Linked DNA regions of Homo sapiens: region 1 is linked to region 2. A link is a loop called in an ENCODE intact Hi-C map of the cell type or tissue named here. Cell type or tissue: IMR-90. All regions are shown on one strand. Links, peaks and the distances in the headings refer to the core of each region. The heading gives the core; the rest is flanking DNA.

Evidence for each region. Hi-C counts contacts between places; a loop is a spot of excess contacts. Peaks named below come from ENCODE experiments on the same cell type or tissue, not always from the same donor. Only the 100,000 strongest peaks of a DNase experiment are listed, where the experiment ranks them.
Region 1: a loop joins it to region 2, with 2.7 times the contacts of the local background. A loop is called at or near these places in 4 of 110 quality-filtered maps.

Annotation. Positions count from the first base shown.
Region 1 is chr7:43,116,398-43,121,773 of GRCh38, forward strand. The region is part of intron 2 of HECW1 (HECT, C2 and WW domain containing E3 ubiquitin protein ligase 1); the gene reads left to right. HECW1-IT1 (HECW1 intronic transcript 1) reads left to right here and starts at 1,499. Exons shown (of 7, transcript NR_135295.1): 1 at 1,499-2,178; 2 at 2,550-2,798. RefSeq lists an enhancer at 1,886-3,085. In IMR-90, for the core only: no CTCF peak of the experiment used is centred there; a DNase peak (open chromatin) is centred at 3,184; H3K27ac peaks cover 496 bases; H3K27me3 peaks cover 140 bases.
Region 2 is chr7:43,247,468-43,252,843 of GRCh38, forward strand. All of the region lies in intron 3 of HECW1 (HECT, C2 and WW domain containing E3 ubiquitin protein ligase 1), which reads left to right. LOC124901619 (a long non-coding RNA gene) reads right to left here and starts at 1,831. Exons shown (of 2, transcript XR_007060295.1): 1 at 1,716-1,831. In IMR-90, for the core only: no CTCF peak of the experiment used is centred there; DNase peaks (open chromatin) are centred at 1,564, 1,804 and 2,194; H3K4me3 peaks cover 948 bases; H3K27ac peaks cover 1,545 bases.

The DNA of each region.
Region 1 (5,376 bases), core at 90-5,089, 130 kb before region 2:
TCCTGGTTCTATCAACCAGAGCTTGCTAGGATGATGGACACGTCTAGGGAATGTCTACTCATTATTTGCTCAAGCAACATTGAACCACTGTAAGTGCTTCTGAAATGACCTACAGTTAGACCAGAGACAACCATCCTTCCTGGGCCAGCCAAGCTTGACTGAGTCTCCCAATGGCAGGTTTCTAGACTAACAGGTGTGACTTACAGACATCAAGACACCTGCTTCTCTCCCATTTACCTGCTTCCTTTTCCATCCTAAAAAACAGGACAAGCTACATTAGGAAACCAGGAAGTTGCAATACCCACATGTCCTCTCTGTAAAACAGCCGTTGGCACATTTGATGTTCACGGACTTTTAGAGAAAACAGTATGAAATGCTCTGTGGGGTTTTCTTCAGGTCACTTTTCCTCTTTGAGGGTTAGTTTCTTCTTCTTTAAGAGTAGAAAGTTGAATCAAGTAATCCCAAAGGTCACTTCTAACATCACCATTCTGTGATTATTTTTGTTGGTTTATTCAGTTGAGCAAGTTGAAAGGAGAAAAAGATTAGAAATAATTTAATTTGGCAATATGTAGAGAAGAAATAATTAAGGCTACATGGTGCAGCCTGTGGTTATCTGATAACTACTTTGAGCCTTCTGTTAAAACTATTCTTTATACATTTCTATAATCCTTTCTTATTTGTAAAACTAAATTTACTATATTAAGGGGAAAGATTTGTGGCATTTCTTGTTCCCAGTGAGGAATGCAGTGGTGGAAAAAGTATGCAATCTCCAAAATGTACAAAGTGTTTAGAATTTGGGGGTTTAATAGCCAAGGTTCCAAGCATTTTTATTCTCACCACTGAGTATGTTTCACAGCTGAATAACTCTTATGGTCAAAGTGTTCCCTGCAATTCATCCAACAAATTCCCCTTTCAGTTTCTCTCTGGTTCCTCATTTTGCTCTTTTTTTCCACTTCTTTAGCTCCACTCAACTTCCTATAACATCCCCCACATACATAAGCCATATGCCAGTAGTACACTGCCACCCCCCACCCGCCCCACCAAAGGCAGGAGTCAGAGCTTCACAACCTCCTTACTCAGCTCAATCTTTTCTACTTTCTGAGGTTTATTCATTACCATTGCTTTTCCAAGTTAAGACACAATGAGATATAGAAGCAGGTCGAATCTTTTAACGATATTGTTTATCGTTTACGTCTTTTTCTCACAGACTTTCTGACCACCATTTGGAACCTCAATGCCATGCATTTAGGTGTCTTAAAGCCTCTTTAAATATTTTAGGAAGCAAAGCAGCATATTAGCAATTTTATGTATCCCATCCCACAGTGTTTGGATGTGTGGGTATTGGTAAGTAGTTGTACTGTTCTGTGACATGGGCACTGAAAGGAGAATGATAATAATGCAATTACTTACTGGCAACATATGACAAAGATCACTAAGCTCCTAGGTCATCTGGATTCCCATAGCAACAAGTGGTATACACTGTTTGCATTATTTGTTCAGAACTGATACTTTTCCTGATTTATTGGTCTGAAGCTTGATGCATATGGAGGCCTGAAAAATAAGGATGTGGCATACAGACAGGCTCTCCTGGTGTTATCAGGCATCTATGCATGTGATATGCAGGGAGAATTTGGTGGATGGAACTTAAGCCGGTACCAGGGGGGCGGGGGAAGAGTTGGGAAAGGACGCCATCTGTGCCCATGATGACAAATGCCATCATGGAGACTTCATTCGGGGTCCCTTTTATATATTTAGTGAAGCAGATTTTCCATTTCACACTTTCTAGATATATTTGTATTGCACAGATGTCAGGGAAATATCATGTGTGTGAAAGAAAAAAAAAAGATCAAAATTCACATCCATGGCCAGGGATTGTAATTCAATCATTTTGTCCTGAAATTGACATCCATTTAACGTGCATGGATGTTCCCTGCTTTTGCTTTTGCTTTGGGGGTTCAAGTCAGAGCAGTTGGAGAAACATAAATCTCAGCCCTACACATTGTTAAAATTCAGAGATCTAGGTTAAGGGGGGAAAAGATGGGGAGAATAAAATTAAACATATAAGACCTTGCCATCAGTGCCGTCAGTACCAGAGCTGATGAAATCAATCAGCAAGTGATTCCTCATCCTCTTTCCTGTAACACACAGATGAGCTGAAGAAACCACAGGACGCAGTCAGTAAGTTTTTATCCTCAAAAGGACTTCTTTTTTTCTTTACCGTTATTCATAATTCCTTGTGCCATCAAAACTTAAAACTACTTAATGACGTTTTCCCTCTATTTTGAATATAAATTATTTTTGTAGAAATGAGCTTTTTGAAATTGGAAAAAAAAATCGTTTTGAGGATTGTTGCCAGCTTTATTTCCCCCTGCCTACCCCCAGCATTGTCCTTGGTGTCCCCTCTACATGACCGGGCATAGGACCTGCATATAAAGAGGATGATGATAAGGAAATAATTGGCATACAAATGGTACTGTGATGTATGACATTTATAAAACCGCTCCCTGACTCCACATCCCCCATGATGGATTTTCTGTTTCTTTTTAAAGAATATGCTTCAAAAAGGTTGTCCCACTGGCCTTCTTCACTCCCTCCATCTCAGCCTCTAAAGACATATTTTATTGTGACATATTTGATTTTGACAAACAGCACATTGAACATATATGAAATATATGAAGCAAAATATGACACACACCCACCATGCAGCCTGAGACCAGAAGATCACCATCTTATTTGAAGCTACTTTTGTGTTTCTGCCACCTCTCACCTTTTGCCTGTCTTGAGAGCACCTCGATCAGGTATCAGTCACTCGTTCCTGTCACTCCCCTCCCTGTTGTCATTAGGGTCACCAATGATCTCTACCTGGTGAAGTACAAGGGCACAGCTTTGCTGATCTGAGCAGCATTTCCCATGGGGCTGTGGGGGACCACTCTTTTCTTAAGCACCTGGCTTCTTCCAGGACACCAGATTCTCCTGGTGTTCCCGCAGCCTCTCTGGCTCTTCTCTCTCAGGCTCTTTGGATGGCCCCTGAGTTTTTATCCCGATTGATCTCAACTGAATTTTGACCTTTAAATGCGGGTACGGGGATTCCCCAGGCCTTGGCTCTCAGACTTCTTCCCTTCTTACTTAAATTCCTTCTCTCAACACTGTCTTCATGCTCATGATTCCAAGTTTATTTCGTCAGCCCTGACTCATTCCCAGAACTCCAGACTTGAAAATGCAACCGCCCAGCATCTCCCTTTGAATGGCACGTTAGCTTAAAATTAACATGTGCAAAATACAACCCCCGATTTTTGCTCCCTAAACGTGCTTCTCTTCTGGTGTCCTCCATCTCTCTCAGGGACAACTCTGTCCTTTCAGTTGTTCAGGTCAAATACCTGTGAGTCCCTCTGACTTTTTTCTCACCCAGATCCAGCTTTCAATAAATCTCTGTCCCTTCTCTCTCCCTCTCCATCCAGCACAGCCATCCCCGTCTAAGCGCTAGTAAGCTTTCCTAACTGGTTTTCTGTAGTCCTTGCCCATCTGCAGTCTGTTCCCTATACAGCAGCCCAAACGAGCCTTTAAAAGTGGAAGTCTTCTCATTCATTCATTCATTCAACAAATACTGCCTAGACATCTGCTGTGTGCCAGGCATTGGTTTAGGTGCTGGGATGTAGCAGGATCACAGTGCAAAACAGTCACAAGTCCTTGTCCTCCTGGAGTGGACATTGTGTTACTTCTTTGACCATAGCCCTGTTCAGGATGAAACCCAAACTCCTTACTTTGCCTACAGGGCTTGCCTTGCCACTCTCCGAGTCCCCAGTTGTCCTTGCTCTTCCTAGAACGTGCCAGGTACAAATACTGTTCCCTTGACCTGGAGGGACGGTCCCCCAGCCACCTGCATCCTGACCCCCTTTATCAGATATCACACCCTCAGAAAGGCTTATTCTGACCACACACAATGTGCTCTCTTCCATCTGCTTGTTTGCTTGCTTTTTCTTCATACCACTTAGCACCACGCAATTTGTTACATAGTTTCTGCTTATGTGCTATTCTCTGTCTCCCCTTCTAACTTGTAATCTCCATTAGAGCAGGAACCTATTTGTTTACCCAGTGCCTGGAAAAGTGTCTGGAACATATTAGACACCACACTGAATGTTTGCTGACTGACCGAATGATGTAACAGGTGCTTTCCTTAACTGAAATCCAACCTCAGAACTTTCTCTATGTCCACATTATATTGGATAAATCCCCTCTATTTATTTATTTATTTGTTTTATTTTTTGAGACAGGGTTTCACTCTGTAACCGAGGCTTGAGTGCAGTGGCATGATCTTGGCTCACTACAACCTCCGCCTCCCAGGCTCAAGTGATTTTTCTGCCTCAGCCTCCTGAGTAGCTGGGACTACAGGTGCACACCACCACACCCGGCTGATTTTTGTATTTTGTGCAGAGATGGGTTTTCACCATGTTGGCCAGGCTGGTCTGGAACTCCTGGCCTCGAGTGATCTGCAAATCTGAGTGATCTGTAATCCCAAAGTGCTGGGATTACAGGTGTGAGCCACCACGCCTGGGCAGATAAAACCCCCCTAAAAGCTGCTGGATTAGAGTTTAGATGATATTTTCAGGTCTCAGGATCCTCTGAGCATATATCTTCCCTTTTCCATGCACTATTTTTCCCTCCCCTACAAGGAGGTGGCTGGGGTTCTTCCTTCCTGCCTGGACATTTTGTTGGTCCTGAACTTCCGTGTTTTTCTCCTGGCTGGTGTTCTCTAACAGTTAAAGAGAGTGGCTAGCTTGAGCTTGTCTTTGCTTCCTCAGCACCCAGCAAGTAGACCCGGCAACTCAATTATTGTTGAGTTGAATCACTTAGTTGTTGTTATTGTTGCTGCCAGGACTTGATAAAAACTGTTCTTTGCTTCCTCTGGGCCACACTGACTTTGTCATCTTGAATGTGAGCCTGTCAGTCCTGTGTTCAAAGCTCTCAGGAGTGGCCAAAGTACGCACAATTCCCTAGGCTGGCATCGTCGGGCTGTAGGCCTTGGCCAGCTCATATCCCCATGCACTCTTTTGACCCTCTGTGGCAGCCAAGCAAATCATTTTCCCATTTCTCCCAACATGCTCTGTGCTTTTCCGTAGTTGTGTAAACATACAGTGATATGTAAACATATAGTGATATGTAAAATCACTATATTATACATATAGTGATATTTTATATATCACTATATGTATAATAAATGATGCTATTTTCTGCTCTTAGACTCCCCATCCCTCTGTAAATGTAACCATTTTTAAGATCTAACTTAAACCTTACCTCCTAGCAGAGTCCATCACTCAGTTTCCTAATAGGATATGATTTATCTCCCTACAGAATTCTCCTGGAATGAGTATCATTATT
Region 2 (5,376 bases), core at 301-5,300:
ACCCCATCTCTAATAAAAATAAAATTTTAGCCAGGCATGGCAGTGCACCTGCAGTCACAGTTACTCTGGTGGTTGAGGCAGAATTGCTTGAGCCCAGGAGTTAGAGGCTGCAGTGGGCTATAATCGTGCCATTGCACTCCAGCCTAGGCAACAGAGCAAGATGCTATGGAAGGAAAGAAAGAGAGAGAGAGAGGAAGGAAGGGGAGAGGGAGGGAGGGAGGGAGGAAGGAAGGGGAGAGGGAGGGAGGGAAGAAGGAAGGAAGAAAGGAAGGAAGGAGGGAGGGAGGAAGGGAAAGAGAGGAAAAAAGAGAGAGAAAAAAAGAAAAGAAGGAGGGAAGGAAAGAAAAGAAAGAGAGAGAAAGGTAAGAAGGAAGGAAGAAGGAAGGAAGGAAAGAAAGAAGAAAGCAAGCAAGAAAGGGAGGGAGAGAGGAAGGAAGGAAGGAGGGAGGAAGGGAAAGAGGAAAAAAGAGAGAGAAAAAAGGAGGGAAGGAAAGAAAAAGAGAAAGGAAAGAAGGAAGGAAGAAGGAAGGAAGGAAAGAAAGAGAGAAAGAAGAAAGCAAGCAAGAAGGGAGGGAGGGAGAGAGGAAGGAAGGAAGGGAGGGAGGGAGGGAAAACAATGGAGAGAGGGAGGGAAGAGAAAGACAAAGGAGAGGAGGAGAGGTGAGGAGAGGAGAGAAAGAAGAAGAAAGAGAGAGGAGCCCAGAGAGGTTGTGTGTCATCAGAGATCACCCAGAGATCGCAGGGCTGAGGTGGAGCCCCAGGGCTCCTGACAGCAACACCCCTCTCCTGACACAGAATGGGCATTGTTACATCAGTCTCCTTCACCCCATACTCTACACAATAAAGAAAATCTGTGGCTCCAGAACTTTTATGTTCTTGCTTAAATCTTCCAAACTGAAAACGATCCTGAGGTTCCCTACACCATACCCCGCCCCACCACATCCTTCATCTAGACACATCCTGGGTCTAGAACGTATCAGGAGACAGAGGTGTAGAACCACAGCCAGCTTCCCTAAACTTCCACTAATCTCCGGCTTGCTTTTGGTTATAATGTTGTGCAGATATAAATTGACAAAGTCATGAGAAGCCTCTCTTCTAACTCTGCAGTTTGTCATCCTGACACCAACAGAAAATCAGGACATCATTAATTCTCTACACTTATTGATTTGGAACCTCCATTGTAAGGCCGGCTGCTTTACTCTCCCTCCTCCTCCTCCTCCTCCTCCTTTTCCTCCTCCTCCTCCTCCTCCTCCTCCTCCTTTTCCTCCTCCTTCTCCTGTCCCTCTTCCCCCATCTCCCCGTTCTCCTCCTGTTTCCCCTCCCCCTCCTCATAGTTTTCAGGGTCGGAGTCCTAGGCCACTCTATTGCAACAGCTACCAAAGAGAAAGGGGCTGAATCTGTGTGCATGTGAGGCCACAACCTCTAGACCCCAGTGACTTAGGGGCCTCCCTGCCTCCCCTCTAGCTCTTCGCCAGTCATTGCCTGAACTCGGCTTTCCTGGACCTTAGGGGATAAATAGTGTGGTCCAGCACTGCCCTGGGTGAGCTGAGTCATGCCCTTGGCAGGGTCGAGGAGCTCCCGTGAGGAGACCAATCGCCTAGCGTGAGTCTTCTTCCGGGATTGCTCGCCCTCTGCCCCCTAGGTGCCGGGCGCCGCCCGTCCCCACCTCCATCAGAACTCGGGTCATCTGCGGAGCCTTGGCTGCGGCCCGGTACCTGGGTGTGACTCCGCCACTAACATTTTCCCAGCAGGAAGCAGCAAGCTCAGCACAGAAATAAAACTGTCCTGGTGAGTCGCTCACAGCCTGTCCCAGTAACTGTTCCGGAGCGTCAGCCTGACGCAGCACCCCTGAAGGACCACGCCGTGCGGGCTGCGAGCCTCGCCCTTAACCATGCCCAGCAGGACCAGAGCTGCCAGCACAAATGAAGGTCCTGGCCATTGAACAACTTCTGAGCCTGCACTTTAAGAAGGCGCTCTTGTTTTGAATACGTAGTCTGTCCTGTTCTTTCAAAGTAAGTGCTTTTATCAAGGGCCTGGACTGTCTTTTAAACATATTTTTTTCTCACTTGTACATTAAAGGGAAATGTATTTCTGTCTAGAAAAGGAGACCGGGAGAGGAATGAGACTGTGCGGTATTCAGGCTTGGTTTAAACTAGGGCATGCACACTGCATAGCTATTTTCTTCAGGCAGCATGTGGCCAAAAAACATGCGTGTGTAGCTGACTGTTTTGAGCTTTGTTTATTTTAAGTACTGTATACTGAGGGATTTTGTTCAAGCAAAGGAGTACCAGCTTTATATGCAGCCACAGATGCCTCTCTTGCTTGGTAGTGCTAGATTTAGAGCTCAAAATTTTCCTTTTCAGCAAGAACTAGAAGTTCCCTAGTAGTATTTTTTCCCCTCATGCCTGTTTGCACTGTGCAGAATTCTTAGAGAACACGGCTTTGCAAATGTTCTGCGGCAGTCTCAGGATAGCACGGTATGTCAGCAGATATGGGTCCCGGGCCTGTTTGCTTAGCTATGCTTTCTTAATGCAGGTTCTTGCTTTACACGATTTCAGACAATAACTCAGTATTTTCATGATCACAGCTGAATATACGCCACGGATGGATGTGTATTTTTCTTCCTCTCTTGCAGATTTTTTTTAACCAAAACACACACACACACACGCGCACACACACATACACACACACACAGAAATACAAAATAAAACTGGATTTGGTAGCATTGTATTTGTCTTAAAATTCTGGATAGGGATTATGCTGGGTCACTCTGGTCCACAGCAGCCTCATGAACTACTCTGAATTCGATGACAGACCCTGAAATGAGGGGTCTGTGACACCAACTCAGCCTGGCTTGGATGTTGTAGATGGGAGCATGGACCAGTCATTCCTTTTCAACTGGGCCACTATTTATTGAGCGCCTACTGTGTACCAGATATAGTCAAAAAATGAGAGATACAGCTGTTAGCAAACAGGTCTCTGGCCTCCTGGAGGTTTTATTCTAGCTGTGAGAAGGAGTGTCAGAAAATGAAGAACCCACACAAGTGTAGAACACAATGTAAAGCCCTAGGAAGTGCTAAGAAGAGAGGACAGGGGAAGGAAGGTGGAGAAGAGAGCGCCAGGAACGTCCTGTGTGTACCTGCCCTGCCTTGTACTTCCGCCTCTGGGTACAATCTAAAAACCCATGCTGTCTCTCTGAACTTGCGTAAAAAAATAGCCCAGAGGTCACCAACTCATGCTCCCTTGCAAGTTTATTTTATTTGGCTGCCGGTGCTTTTTGATTTTTTAGGTTTGATTTTATTAATGATTTTTTAAATAAAAACAGGCAATTTTATGTAAAAATTCAGAATCTTAGCTTCTCTTGAAAAAAATCAAAAGCTCCTACAGTCCTGGGCCCACCCTCTGCTTAGCCACAGAGCTGAGTGAGGAGGGCCCTGTTAGGCCGGAGGGCATATGACCTTCAGATCCTCACAACTCCTACTTAGCTCACCTCCTCTGAAGGCAGCTGTGTTTTAGCCTATTTTGTTGCTGGCCCTACAATCATTCGTTACTTCTCCCAGGGCAGCAATGCTTCTGGTGTCAGGGACCCCACCCCCCTTACTGGATGGGCCCTGTGGATGCTTCCTCCTCTGGCTTTCTCTCCCAGTCATTTTATTGAGGTTTGCCTCTCCTTGAGGGCTGCAAGGGGTGGTGAAGGTGCCAAGCTATCAGAGTCCCAGGCCAAGTCACAGAAGCTGTCTGTCGAAGAATGAGCCCTGTCCTTCTGCAATCCCAGATTCCTTTTGCCTAGCCTAGTGGGACAGGGGACTGAATGTGGATGCACAAAATCTAGTTTCTTTCTTTTTTTCTTTTATTTTTTTGAGATGGAGTCTCACTCTATCACCCAGACTGGAGTGCGATAGCGCGGCCTTGGCTCACTGCAACTTCCGCCTCCCAGGTTCAAGCAATTCTCCAGCCTCAGCCTCAGCCTCCTGAGTAGCTGGGATTACCAGTGCCTGCCAACACACCCAGCTAATTTTTGTATTTTTAATAGAGATGGGGTTTCACCATGTTGGCCAGGCTGGTCTCGAACTCCTGACCTCAGGTGATCCGCCCACCTTGGCCTCCCAAAGTGCTGAGATTACAGGCGTGAGCCACCATGCCTGGCCACAAAATCTAGTTTCTTTCTACTTATTATATTCACAGGTCTAAATAGCTAAGATGCTTTTGGAGTTACGGGTTCATTACACTCCTGCCTAATTAAAACCCAGCCGATGCTCTGGTTATTTCCTCTTTTCTCCCTTATACAATTCCACCCACAAAGTCCTTCTCAGACTCTTTCTTCCCCAAATGGAATTAGCTGAAGCGCATGTTATTTTGCTCCAGTTACTGTTTATTTATTTCCATGTGGCTGTTCAGAGTAGAATGCTATTACCTGACAGGTAGGTGTAGAAATTCAGCAATCGCAAGAGGCAGTGTCATTCATCCAAGCTGGACCCAGTGCTCTGGGGGGGTACATTCCACGGGGTCCTTGGCTTGACTTGTAAGAATCTCAGCATCCAGCAGTATCCTCCTCCTGTTTCTGCTGATTCAACCAATGTTGGTCTAGAATTCACTCCCTTAACACACAGAATATTTCCAAATGTGCATCACTATCAGAACCATACACCTGCGAGCCCTCTACTCAGCATATAAGTGTTTCACTTACACTCATCACCCTTCCTTACTCCATGATAGATAATAGGTTTTTCTCTGGGCAATGCCTTCCCCTGCTACGTGGGTCTTTCAGTAGCTCACCTCTGAGCATCCTTCCCAGGTTTCTGCCCCCAGTCAGTATCCGTGTCAGTGAGGAGTTGTCTGATGCTCACTCCCAGGGCTTGTGGTTCTTCTGCTGAGAGTGGATCTCTTCATAGCTGTCTTAGGGCCATGTGTACTTACACCCAAGAACTGGCAGCTTTAGCATCACCTGGGAGCTCCAAAAAGTAAACTCCAGAGCCCACTCCAGAAATGCTGAATCAATATCTGCACTTTAATAAGATTTCCAGGTAATTCATGCAGACATTTAAGTTGGGAACACCCTGGCTTATACCATGGCCCAAGCCATGCAGAGGCTTTCACAGCTACCTCTGGGCCCATTGATCCCAGCCTCTCATTAAAAACTCCCTTCACCAATGTACAGATGTCATTTGATCATTGGTTATGAGTTCCCATAGTCATACCCACGCATTTTGTAACCTTCATCATGGATAGTTACACTCTCCATCTATAGGTAAATATAACTAGCAGTTGGCCAGACTATAAAAGATCCTTGGGGGCTAAGTCATTTATTATAAAACACCTAAATGGTTACTGGGGGAAAGTAGTCTTGCAGTGTAGTTTAACAGTAGATGTAGAATG